2 separate regions of the Homo sapiens genome follow, and region 1 is linked to region 2. The links are chromatin contacts, found by Hi-C or POLR2A ChIA-PET in ENCODE. All regions are on one chromosome and are shown on one strand. Each heading gives the region's core, a stretch centred on a gene start or an enhancer-like site at or near the end of the contact. The rest is flanking DNA. Distances are from core to core; before and after follow the strand shown. Region 1 holds the start of SLC35D4 (solute carrier family 35 member D4). Region 2 overlaps SLC35D4 (solute carrier family 35 member D4).

Region 1 (5,126 bases), core at 2,225-4,724, 60 kb before region 2:
TAGTCGTTATCCTCTTAATAGCAATATCCCTTTAAAGGCAGTCTCCTGTGAGGTTGTTTGATGTCCATGTGGCAAGCTGGTGACTGTAGGTGTCTTTTGTGTTATGGATTCCAGGCCTTTTTGGTATTATATGTGTTCCATGCTATTTGACATTTTAAAATCCCATTCCTACATCACTTCATTGATGCATTCATTCAGTTGATAGATTCCTTCAACATGCCTTTATCAGTGTACCTAGTTTGTGTAAGGCACTGAGCTAAGCATAGGGACGCCTATGTGCTCCAAGAGCTGCCATGTGGCTGAGGAGAGAGGGTATGCATCACCCTGACTCTAATACAGCTTCTTTTTATTGTTTTAATTTTTTTGGGGGAAAGGGTATTGCTCTGTCACCCAGCCTGGAGTGCAGTGGTGTGATCTTGGCTCACTGCAACCTCCGGCTCCCAGGTTCAAGTGATTCTCCTGCCTCAGCCTCCCAAGTAGCTGGGATTGCAGGCGTACCCCACCATGCCCAGCTAATCTTTTGTATTTTTAATAGAGATGGGGTTTCGCCATGTTGGCCAGGCTGGTCTTGAACTCCTGACCTCAGGTGATCTGCCCACCTTGGCCTCCCAAAGTGTTGGGATTACAGGCACACTCCACCATGCCCAGCTAATTTTTTGTATTTTTAGTAGAGATGGGGTTTCACCATGTTGGCCAGACTGGTCTTGAACTCCTGACCTCAGGTGATCCACCCGCCCCAGCCTCCCAAAGTGCCGGGATTATAGGTGTGAGCCACCACACTCAGCCTAATACAGCTTCTTAACTGGTGTGGCTGGGCAAGAGTTACAGGAGTTCCTCCTCAACTTCAGGGAGGCCTGGAAGCATTTCAGACTCTAAGCAGTGTCAGCAATTTGGCCTGGGGCTCTGAACAAATACTATCATTTTCTTCATGAACCACAATATGGAAAAAACGTAAGATGCTAATTATTGTAATACGTATTAAAAAGTAGTACTGGAAAAGAGAGGAGAATAAGTTATGCCTGAAGTGCTTGAGAAGAGCTAGATGTAAGTAGGATTCCCACAGGCAGAAAGTAAAGGGAAGTGGAAAGTAATGATTTAAGAAAATACACACACGCTGTGATTCTGCAATCCTCCTGTTGGGAATCTATTCTACAGAAATTAAACCAGCAGGAGGTAAAGACATATGTACAAAGATGTTTATTATAGCCTTGTTTGTTGTAGCAAAAGACTAGAAACAACATAATTATGTCAACAGCAGAATGGTTGAATACATTACGGTATATCCATACTATGGAATGCCTGCAGCTTTTTTAAAAAATTAAATCTCTATGTGTTGACCTGTAGTTGTAAAAGTAAGTTGTTTAGCAATGTGAATAGCTAGATCCATTTTCGTGAGGCAACAAATTACAAATGGGTATATGTTGATATGTGAATACGGAGGAAGGTGTAGAAGGATACACCAACCTGTTGGTATTGGTTATGTGAGTGGTTAAGAGTGTGGTATTGGTTTGCTAATTTTTCTTTTATAAATCTCTATTAGTCTTGTTACAATGATTTTTTTTTTTTTTTTTTTTTTTTTGAGACGGAGTCTCACTTTGTCTCCCAGGCTGGAGTGCAGTGGCACGATCTTGGCTCACTGCAAGCTCCGCCTCTCAAGTTCACGCCATTCGCCTGCCTCAGCATCCCGAGTACCTGGGACTACAGGCGCTCGCCACCACGGCCGGCTAATTTTTTTGGTATTTTTTTAGTAGACACGGGGTTTCACCATGTTAGCCACGTTGGTCTCGATCTCCTGACCTCGTGATCTGCTTGCCTCGGCCTCCCAAAGTGCTGGGATTACAGGCATGAGCCACCGCGCCTGGCCACAATGATCTTTTTAAATTGTCGTTAAAGATTGGTGTTTTGGAGAGGGAGACACAAACTCTGGGGCAAGAGTGATAGGTGAGAAGCGAGTGTAGGCTTGTGAAGGGGCCTCCTTGTGAAGTGTTAACTTCTTACATGATTTTATTTCTATGGAGAGGAAAATTTAGTGCATTTGAAGCTTCATCTCCTCTCTTCCTGTTCTGTATTTTTGCTTTTTAATAACCCAGTGTACTAGTCTGTTTTCACGCTGCTGATAAAGACTTACCCGAGACTTGGTAATTTATAAAGAAAAAGAGGTTTAATGGACTCACAGTTCCACGGGGCTGGGGAGGCTTCATAATCATGGTGGAAGGCAAAAGGCACGTCTTACATGGTGGCAGGCAAGAGAGAAAAAATGAGAGCCAAGCGAAAGGGGTTTCCCCTTATAAGACCATCAGCTCTGGGGAGACTTATTCACTACCACGAGACGAATATGGGGGAAACTGCCCCCATGATTCAATTATCTGCCACCAGGTCCTTCCCATAACATGTGGGAATTATGAAAGCTACCATTCAAGATGAGATTTGGGGACACAGCCAAACCATATCATCCAGTCTTGGTAGAGAAAGCTATACCCATCTGTACAAGTGGTTTGAAGGAGACTGTGGGAGAAAAGGGAGGGAAGGGGTGACCAGCCTACCTCCATCTCTATGTTGGTCCCCTCTGCAGACCAACCAGCAGGCCCAGGAAGAGACCTGTGGAAAAGTGAGCAGAGGCAAAGGACTGCGATGAGACAGTGGTGGCTGGGGAGTGGCTTCAAGGGGACAAGCCGAGGTCAGCCCTCCCTCAATGCTGGAGGGAGCAGAGAGAAACAAGGCATGCTTCTGAAAAACAGAAAAATTACATAAGGGTTGGTGTGTCGTTTTCCATCCACTGCTCCAGCACCGAGAGCCAGGAGGACTTTTGCTGTGGCTTAAGAGTGATGGTTTCCCCGTGTGTGGGTGTTTCTGAAAATCTGTGTGTTTCTACAGGCAGAGAACACTGGCACTTTTTGCTATTGTCCAAGTCCATCAATAGGTTTTCTTGCATGTTTACTAACATTTGCCGGAAGCCTCATGAGTCCAGTTTTCCACCCTATAGACTAGGAATAGGAATAGGAATAGGGGCTGTGCTTGGGAAAGGGTTCTTATTTTATAGAAATGTCAAGAGAATGGAATGACTTTAAATACAAACAAAACTCAAAAAACCTATACTCAATTCCAGTTCCTTCTTCCTTCACCTTCCCTCTTTTAAGTGAACATTTGTTGCTGTTACCTTTTTTGTGTCATTTGCCAAAGCGCTACAGACTCAGTGGAGAAAATTGGGAAAATTCAGTGAAGCACGGGTAATATTTTGGTCTCATAGTTTAGAGATAGCGATGAACATTTTTCTTTAAACACTGATGGGGTATTGTGAACTGCGGTATGCTTTTTTCCTCTTCTGCCACTTTCTACTCTTTAAAAGAAGATAAAAAAATAAAAAATAAAAAATAAAAGAAGAATGACCGTCCTTCGAGGGCGCGGCCCCTTTAAGAAGGCAGACGCCGGGGGCGGTCCCCGCGCTGATTGGCGGAGCTCGGAGCCACGTGGCCGTCTCTGGGCGGCTGCTGCCGCTGCCGCTGCTGCTGCTGCGGGGGTCGGGCGGCGGCCAGGGGATTTGGGCAGGCACCGTGGATCCCCGAGAAGGGGACGAGTTGACAGATGTGCGTGAGGAGGTCTCTGGTCGGCCTCACCTTTTGTACCTGCTACCTGGCTTCTTACCTCACGAACAAGGTGAGGGGGCGGGCGCGGGAGGCAGCGATTGCACGTGGGAGGTTTGAGTCGGAGAATCTTCCCGTGACAAACGGAGCCTCCTCCTGCTTTTTACCTCATTCTTCCTGGTGGCGATGGAGATGGAGAGCGAACCTCCTCCGTGTGTGGGATGCTCTTTCAGAAATAGGATTTGCCAGCCTGTACTGTCCCCGTTTCCTGCACTGTAAAGCACGGTACATCTCCAGGGAAACAGGATTTTTGGGCTGGCCATTTCCCGGGAACTTGGTTTGGGGCTGTGTGGACTAGTTTTAAGAGAAAGCAAGCAATTGGCTCCTGCTCCCCCGGGGAGGAAGAGTCAGAAGAAATCTGACACATCCTGCCTTTTTTCTAAACACGCCCCTGTCCCAGAGCCCCCGTGAAGTTCCAGAAGCCTTTAAATAGAAGAGATTAAGCCGTCTCCCCCTCACACTGCTGATTCCCGAATCAATTTTTTTGTACGTCTCCATTGTAAGCACTTCAGGAGTTTTTCATGGAATTATTATTTTTTAAAATAAAACATACATTTAGTTTTAGGTTTAAACTAATGTCATGACATCATGAAAACCTTTTGGTGAGGAGGCAGAGAAGCAGTGGTGCCAGCTTTGGGGTTTTGTTTTGCAAGGAGAGGGAAGCTGGCTTTAGGTTTGGTACCACGCAGGGAAAGGTTGGATCCAATAGGACCGAGTGGGCATGGCTGGGGCATTACCTGCTGGCCTGGACTCTGGGCTGGCCCCAGCCAAAGTGGGAATACAGGGTGCAAGACCACCTGGCCCCACTGTGGGGTCTTACTGCGGGCTCCCCACCTGCTCCCCGCTCTTCCTTTCTCCTCTCTTCCTCTCTGGAAAAGAACCATCGACAAACAGCATTTCCTTCTACCTCCTCTCCTACAATGAATGGCTGCCTTTATATATTCAGAGGATGCTCCCCAACCCCCTTTCCTTCTCCAGTTGATTTTTATTTTTATTTTTTTGAGATAGAGTCTCGCTCTGTCACCCAGGCTGGAGTGCAGTGACGTGATCTCGGCTCACTGCAACCTCTGCCTCCTGGGTTCAAGCGATTCTCCTGCCTCAGCCTCGTGAGTAGCTGGGGCTACAGGTGTGCGCCACCACGCTGGGCTAATTTTTGTATTTTTAGTAGAGACGGGGTTTCACCATGTTGTCCAGGCTGGTCTCGAACTCCTGACCTCAGGTGATCCGCATGCCTCAGCCTTCCAAAATGCTGAGATTACAGGTGTGAGCCACTGCGCCTGGCCTCCAGTTGATTTTTAGTTATGGCGATAAGCCTTTGAAGGTCCATAAATGCAGCCTTCCTGGGAGGCAGTGATGGGTTTTACTTCCTGGCTCCACTTACTTGGCGTTTGGAACCTTACTCTTTCTAAACCTAAGTTTCTTAACTTTAAGATGGGACAAAGAGTCCTCTTGAAATTGTTGTTGTGGCCCGGGCGTGGTGGCTCA
Region 2 (5,557 bases), core at 2,444-4,943:
AACAAACCTTTCTTTCCTTTATAAATCTAAGAAGATTTAAGATGTTGTAGAAAATACAGATGGAGGCCGGGCACAGTTGCTCATGCCTGTAATCAAAAAGCTTTGGGAGGCCAAGGCAGGAGGATCACTTGAGGCCAGGAGTTCGAGGCTGCAGTGAGCCATGATTGTGCCACTGCACCTCAGCCTGAGCAACAGTGAGACCCTGACTCTAAAAACCCAAAAATCAACTGTTTCTACTTCCCTGAGGAAACCACTCTATTCTTTCAGACTTTTTTCCCATGCACATATATAGATGTATTTACACGAACGGTAAGAAACATCCTGTTTTTCCATTTAACAGTTTGTCAGGAATCCCTATTAAGGCTATCATTCCACATTGGTTGAAGCATGAGTTGGCTGTTCCCTATTTGTAGAATTGTAGGTGGTTTTTAGCAATTTAGCGTTAAAATCTGCTCTATGATGCTGCTGTAATATGTTCTTGATGAGACTTACATTTCTGATGATACAGCTAGGAGCCTTGATGAAGTCATCCCTTATCATAAGGAACACACTTGCACGCCACCTCACAGACTGTTAAATGTTACCATGAGGGCTATTTTGTCTACTATGTGTAGATTTTACTAGAATCATTTTTGGAGAGTAAAAGTTGACCTCCTTGTGACTTCATTCTCAGATTATGAAAATAAACTATCTGGAGCTGTAGAGTTCATTTTCACCATCCACAACAAGGCCTTTGTGTATTCATGCACACACACACACACTCATGCACACATACACACACACACACACAGTTTGACTGTAAGGCAATACGTGGCTCGAGGAATTAATCTAACTACCTTGCAGAATTATTTATTATAGTTTAATATTAGAATACTCCTGTTTGTTTATTCATTTGTTCAGGATTTATCAAGTACCTATGAAATGTCAAACATGTTGCTAGGCCTAAAGCTGCAGAGACGTAGGAGACGCATTTCTTAGCCTTAACGCAGAGTTGGATGGAGGGGCTGGCCTGTACACTCGGGCTGGCACAGGGTATGGGTGGGCCAGCGGGTGAGCTCCAGTAATTCGGCATGGGAGGAGCAAGGAAAGCTTCCCTGGTGGATAGATTTGAGCTGAGTCAGGCAGGATGGGAAGGGACTTTCCAGTTTGATAAGGAGAAAGGGCTCTCCTTGTCAGGCAGGCAGAGGGAGCATCAAGTGGTGGCTAAGGGTGCCAGCAGGGGTGACACCGCAGGACTGGCAGGCAGGTGATGGGCAGCTTCCCTCATTCCTCAGTGCCTCAAGTGCTCTCCTCTCTAACATAGAACCAATGACTGTTAATTACCCCATGATTAAAGGATTCAGTACATGCAGAGCCCTTAGAACAGCACCTGGCAGTGTGAGTAGCCCTCACAGTTCAGTTAGCTAACCCAGAGGAATGTCAGCTATTTATTGTTAATTTTGGCAGCATGACTTCTTTTTTTTGTTTTGTTTTTGAGACCGCCTCACCCTGTCGCCCAGGCTGGAGTGCGGTGGCGTGATCTCAGTTCACTGCAATCTCCGCCTCCCGGTTCTAAGCGATTCTCCTGCCTCAGCCTCCCGAGTAGCTGAGATTACAGGTGTGCGCCACCACACCTGGCTAATTTTTGATATTTTTAGTAGAGACGGGGTTTCGCCATGTTGTCCAGGCTGGTCTTGAACACCTGACCTCAAGTGATCTGCCCTCCTCGGCCTCCCCAAGTGCTGGGATTACAGGCATGAGCCACCACCCCTAGCCCTTTGGCAGCATGACTTTTGAGGAGTTATAATAACCCATTTAGAACCCTGAGACCTCAGTAGGACTTGTTGCTAGGTTATTTTGGACTGAGTATCCTGAAAAGGAAAATGACTGCCATGAACTCAGTCATATCCAGAGCCCTGGGAGATGGAGCTAAGTAATGAACATATTGCCTGTTTTTACTCTCTGTATCCCAGGATCTGTGTGCTCTTTTACTCCCCTCCATGGAAGGGGCCTTTTCTTTTGGCCTGAAACATTAGCCCTGGAAGTTACTGGGTGAACATGCTATTCACAGAAGTGGAAGAGCATCCCTTTAGTCCCTCCTCTCAATTTCTGCTCTTACACTAGGCTGTTGAGGTTTTGGTTACATTTAGCTCTATTTTGAGTAACTGCTGGGCATGGTGGTTCAAGCCAGTAATCCCAACACTTTGGGGGGCAAAGGCAGGCAGATCACTTGAGGCCATGAGTTCAAGACCAGCCTGGCCAACATGGTGAAACCCCATCTCTACTAAAAATACAAAAATTAGCTGGGCATGGTGGCACACACCTGTAATCCCAGCTACTTGGGAGGCTGAGACAGGAGAATCGCTTGAACCCAGGAGGCAGAGGTTGCAGTGAGCCAAGATCACGCCACCGCACTCCATCCTGGGCAACAGAGCAAGACTCTGGCTCAAAAAAAAAAAAAAAAGAATTTTTGAGTAACACATTTATCATACCGGGGGCAGTTACGCAGGTGTGAGCCAGATCACCTTTGCCCTCCTCCTTTCAGCTCTTGAGGGCTAACTTCCCAGCAGATGGCAGTACAGCACGGTTGGCCTCGCGTCCTGTGCTCTGCAGAGGCAGGGTTGGACAAAGATCAAGATTAGAGTCTAAAGTTGCAAAAATAGAATCTGTTCATTAAAACAGGGGAAACTTTATTATTTAGGCACACATGAAAACTTAAGGTAGCCTTTGTAGTAAGCCACATGTTTCTCTTGTCAGCGCTTCACGTCTAAACAATATGTTCATACTTCACACTGCCTGAACTAGCATCAAAAATTGTAGTTTGTTCCCAGCTAGCAGAATAATCCTTCTGAAATGTTTAGAATTAATCAAAAGTTTAATTGTACCTGTTCATTTCCTCTATCAAATATAGAAGAAAAATCTGTGTCACCCTCTGCTAACATGTTACTCTCTGCTAACATGTACAAATGAGTTCTCAGTACAAAAGTCTGATTTCATTAAACTGACTCATCAAAAGGAATTATAAGGGTGAGTCCAAATCAGAATGTCTTCATTACAGGTAATTTAAATGCCAAGTTTATATTCCTCCAGTCTGCCTTTTTTTCCCTTGTCTCTCGGGATGGAGTAAAATGTCCCTTCTCCTTTTTTCTGTTTTTTAATTTTCATATCACACCAGATAGTTTATAGGACTGCTCTGAGTCAGCTGGATTAGTGAATGGAATATTTAAAGAGACAGAACTAAAATAGAAGTTGAGGTTGGGTGCAGTGGCTCACGCCTGTAATCCCAGTGCTTTAGGAGGCTGAGGCAGGAGAATCGCTTGAGGCCAGGAATTCAATACCACTGAGCAACATAGTGAGATCCTGCTGCTACAAAAATGAAAAAAAAAAAAAGAAAGAAAGAAAGAGTAGCCATACATGGTGGCTCATGCCTGTAGTCCTAGCTACTCAGGAGGCTGAGGTGGGAGGATTGCTTGAGCCCAGGAGTTTGAGGCTGCAGTGACCATGTCATTGCACTCCAGCCAGGGCAACAGAGTGATACTAGATAGATAGATAAATGGATAGATAGAACAAGAGCTTAATTGCTTTTTAAAATACAGGTTACATCTATTTCTTTCTCTCTCCTCTTCTTAGCATGTAAGATTTTTGAAGACACAGCCCCAGCGTCATTTTATCTTTCACGAGTAAACATCATTCTAATGGTGAAAGTACTTTGCTGAAGTGACTCAACTCTGGAATTCTGAGTCATCCTTCATTTGGCCCAAGCAGAAAAAGCCTCAATAAATACTAAAGTGCAGCAAGCTGTTAAGCTCTTGATAAATCTACTCATAATTTATTTGCCTCTTGATCAAAATGTTTCCTTTTAAGAGGAATTTAAAAAGTTTTAAAAGTCTAATTGTATGTTTCTTTACTTTTATGCAGAAAACATCTCCTGCAAAGATCTGTAGGTAAGTTTACTGCCCTCCCCCCAAAAAGCCATAATATAAGATTTAACCTATTTTTAACTTGAATGATAAACTGTTCAAGATTCATACTCTAAGAGGTGGCAGAAGAATTTATTATAAACATTCATATATCCCTAATTTGTGTCTTAGTCTAAAATTTCTTGTGTTTTTCTTTTCTTTCTGAAATATTTTATTCCAAAAGAGAAAACACCAGAACCAACCTGTGCTAGATTTCAGTCATTGATGCCCAAAACTTTACTAACAGTTGTGTAATACTGATGGAGAATGAAAATGAAAAACATGGAAATGACTTAAAAATTTAAAAGTAATGTTTGTAGTTTATTTAGTCTTTAATATTTTCCGTGGTGGAAAAAGCACCAGCCTGGAAGTCCTGGGATCTGAACTGCAGTCCTGGGCCATAGCAGGGTGATTGTGGGCAGCTTTCCTCGTCCTCTTTGCCTCAGTTTCCTCAGCTACAGCGTAAACTGGGCCGTCCTGTCATGCAGACCCCGGTGCCTGCAGCATTTGAATTCTAACCTGGGTGCCTTGCATCTGACTGCTTCCCGCTTCCTCTGCAGGCCAAGCAGCTCAGTCCTGGAGACAGAAAACCAACAGAGGTGCTTTGATAGATGGATTTAGGATTTCTACTGCAGATATTTCTGGGCTTTCATCCAATCCCCCACCCTCCTTTTATTCCTTTATTACAGGTTGCACCTTGAAAGAACAAGACAAAACCAAACTTCAAGACTATCCTCCTGTTTAAAAGGAGACTAGCAGGTGTCAAAGAGAGGCGGTAAAGCTCATGATACCTGATGTAATCAGGTACTGCTTGAGGCCAGGTGGGGTGGGAAGGCAGGCAGGTGTCTCACCCTTGGGTATCCCCCATCTTCCACAGTTCCAAGAGGTTGTCTGTTTGGGGTGATCTCTGATGCTCATTCTCCATGGATGGGGAAGCATCCTCTATTCTATAAAGCCTTTCACTGTAGGTAGACACCAAACCCATCAGGATATCAGGATTCTCCTCTCCTCCCACCACAAAACCTGCCTGTTCCTGGGCAGCCCCAAGAAGCTCCCCTGACAGTCTCTTCTCCACTCACCCCACTGTTTGCCTTGGATTCTTCTCTAGGTCATTTGTGTGTTGGGGTGCCTTGAAAGTCAGCAAGGCTATAGGAGTAGGGCAGGCTGAGGTAGAGAAGTGTCCTGAGCCTCAGGCTGCTCCATGTTGTCCTGACCTTCCCAAGGCTCTGGGGCCTCAGCTCCGAGGGCCCCTCTGCCAGTCCTCCTGCCTCTGGCCCAGCCGGTCAGTGCTGGTCCATTGGGTACAGTGACATCTACACATGGTTACAGCAGTGAGGACTGTCAGAATTGATCAGCACCACTGTTTTCAGTGTACTAAGATTACACATGCCAAGTTGTTGTGTGTTAGATATATATGTTTATGTGTACATATAAAAACATGTAGTCTCTATGTAGAATACAGAATCTGTGTTGGTGGGAGATGGCATATGGCAAAGTTCCCTGAAAGTGAAAACATTGTATTCGGTGCTTTTGTTCACGCCTTTGATCCTTTGCTGTTTGCTGCCTGATGGAATAGTCAGTAGTTAAGGGGCACTATATATATGTTGCCTCTATAAAAT

Evidence for each region. A loop is a pair of places that touch in the nucleus more often than their neighbours do. ChIA-PET counts read pairs that join two places held with the same protein, here RNA polymerase II (POLR2A). Pooled maps may share reads with other maps.
Region 1: a pooled map shows a loop between it and region 2 (3-fold over the local background). The contact joins the promoter of SLC35D4 here to the enhancer-like site in region 2. A Hi-C loop is called at or near these places in 4 of 50 pooled maps. POLR2A ChIA-PET finds 5 or more read pairs at or near these places in 4 of 52 experiments (H1, MCF 10A, WTC11 and 1 more).

The regions. Positions count from the first base shown.
Region 1 is chr18:23,436,309-23,441,434 of GRCh38, reverse strand. It overlaps SLC35D4 (solute carrier family 35 member D4), which reads left to right and starts at 3,474. Exons shown (of 15, transcript NM_032933.6): 1 at 3,474-3,654. The coding sequence starts at 3,583. RefSeq lists a silencer at 3,346-3,445.
Region 2 is chr18:23,376,012-23,381,568 of GRCh38, reverse strand. SLC35D4 (solute carrier family 35 member D4) reads left to right here. Exons shown (of 15, transcript NM_032933.6): 6 at 3,898-3,923. Among named protein-coding and RNA genes, the nearest start is that of SLC35D4, 59 kb to the left of the region's middle. RefSeq lists enhancers at 3,286-3,415, 4,623-5,122. Within about 2 kb of position 3,693, at least 9 of the 41 ENCODE cell types and tissues checked have a DNase peak (open chromatin) inside an H3K27ac peak, as active enhancers do.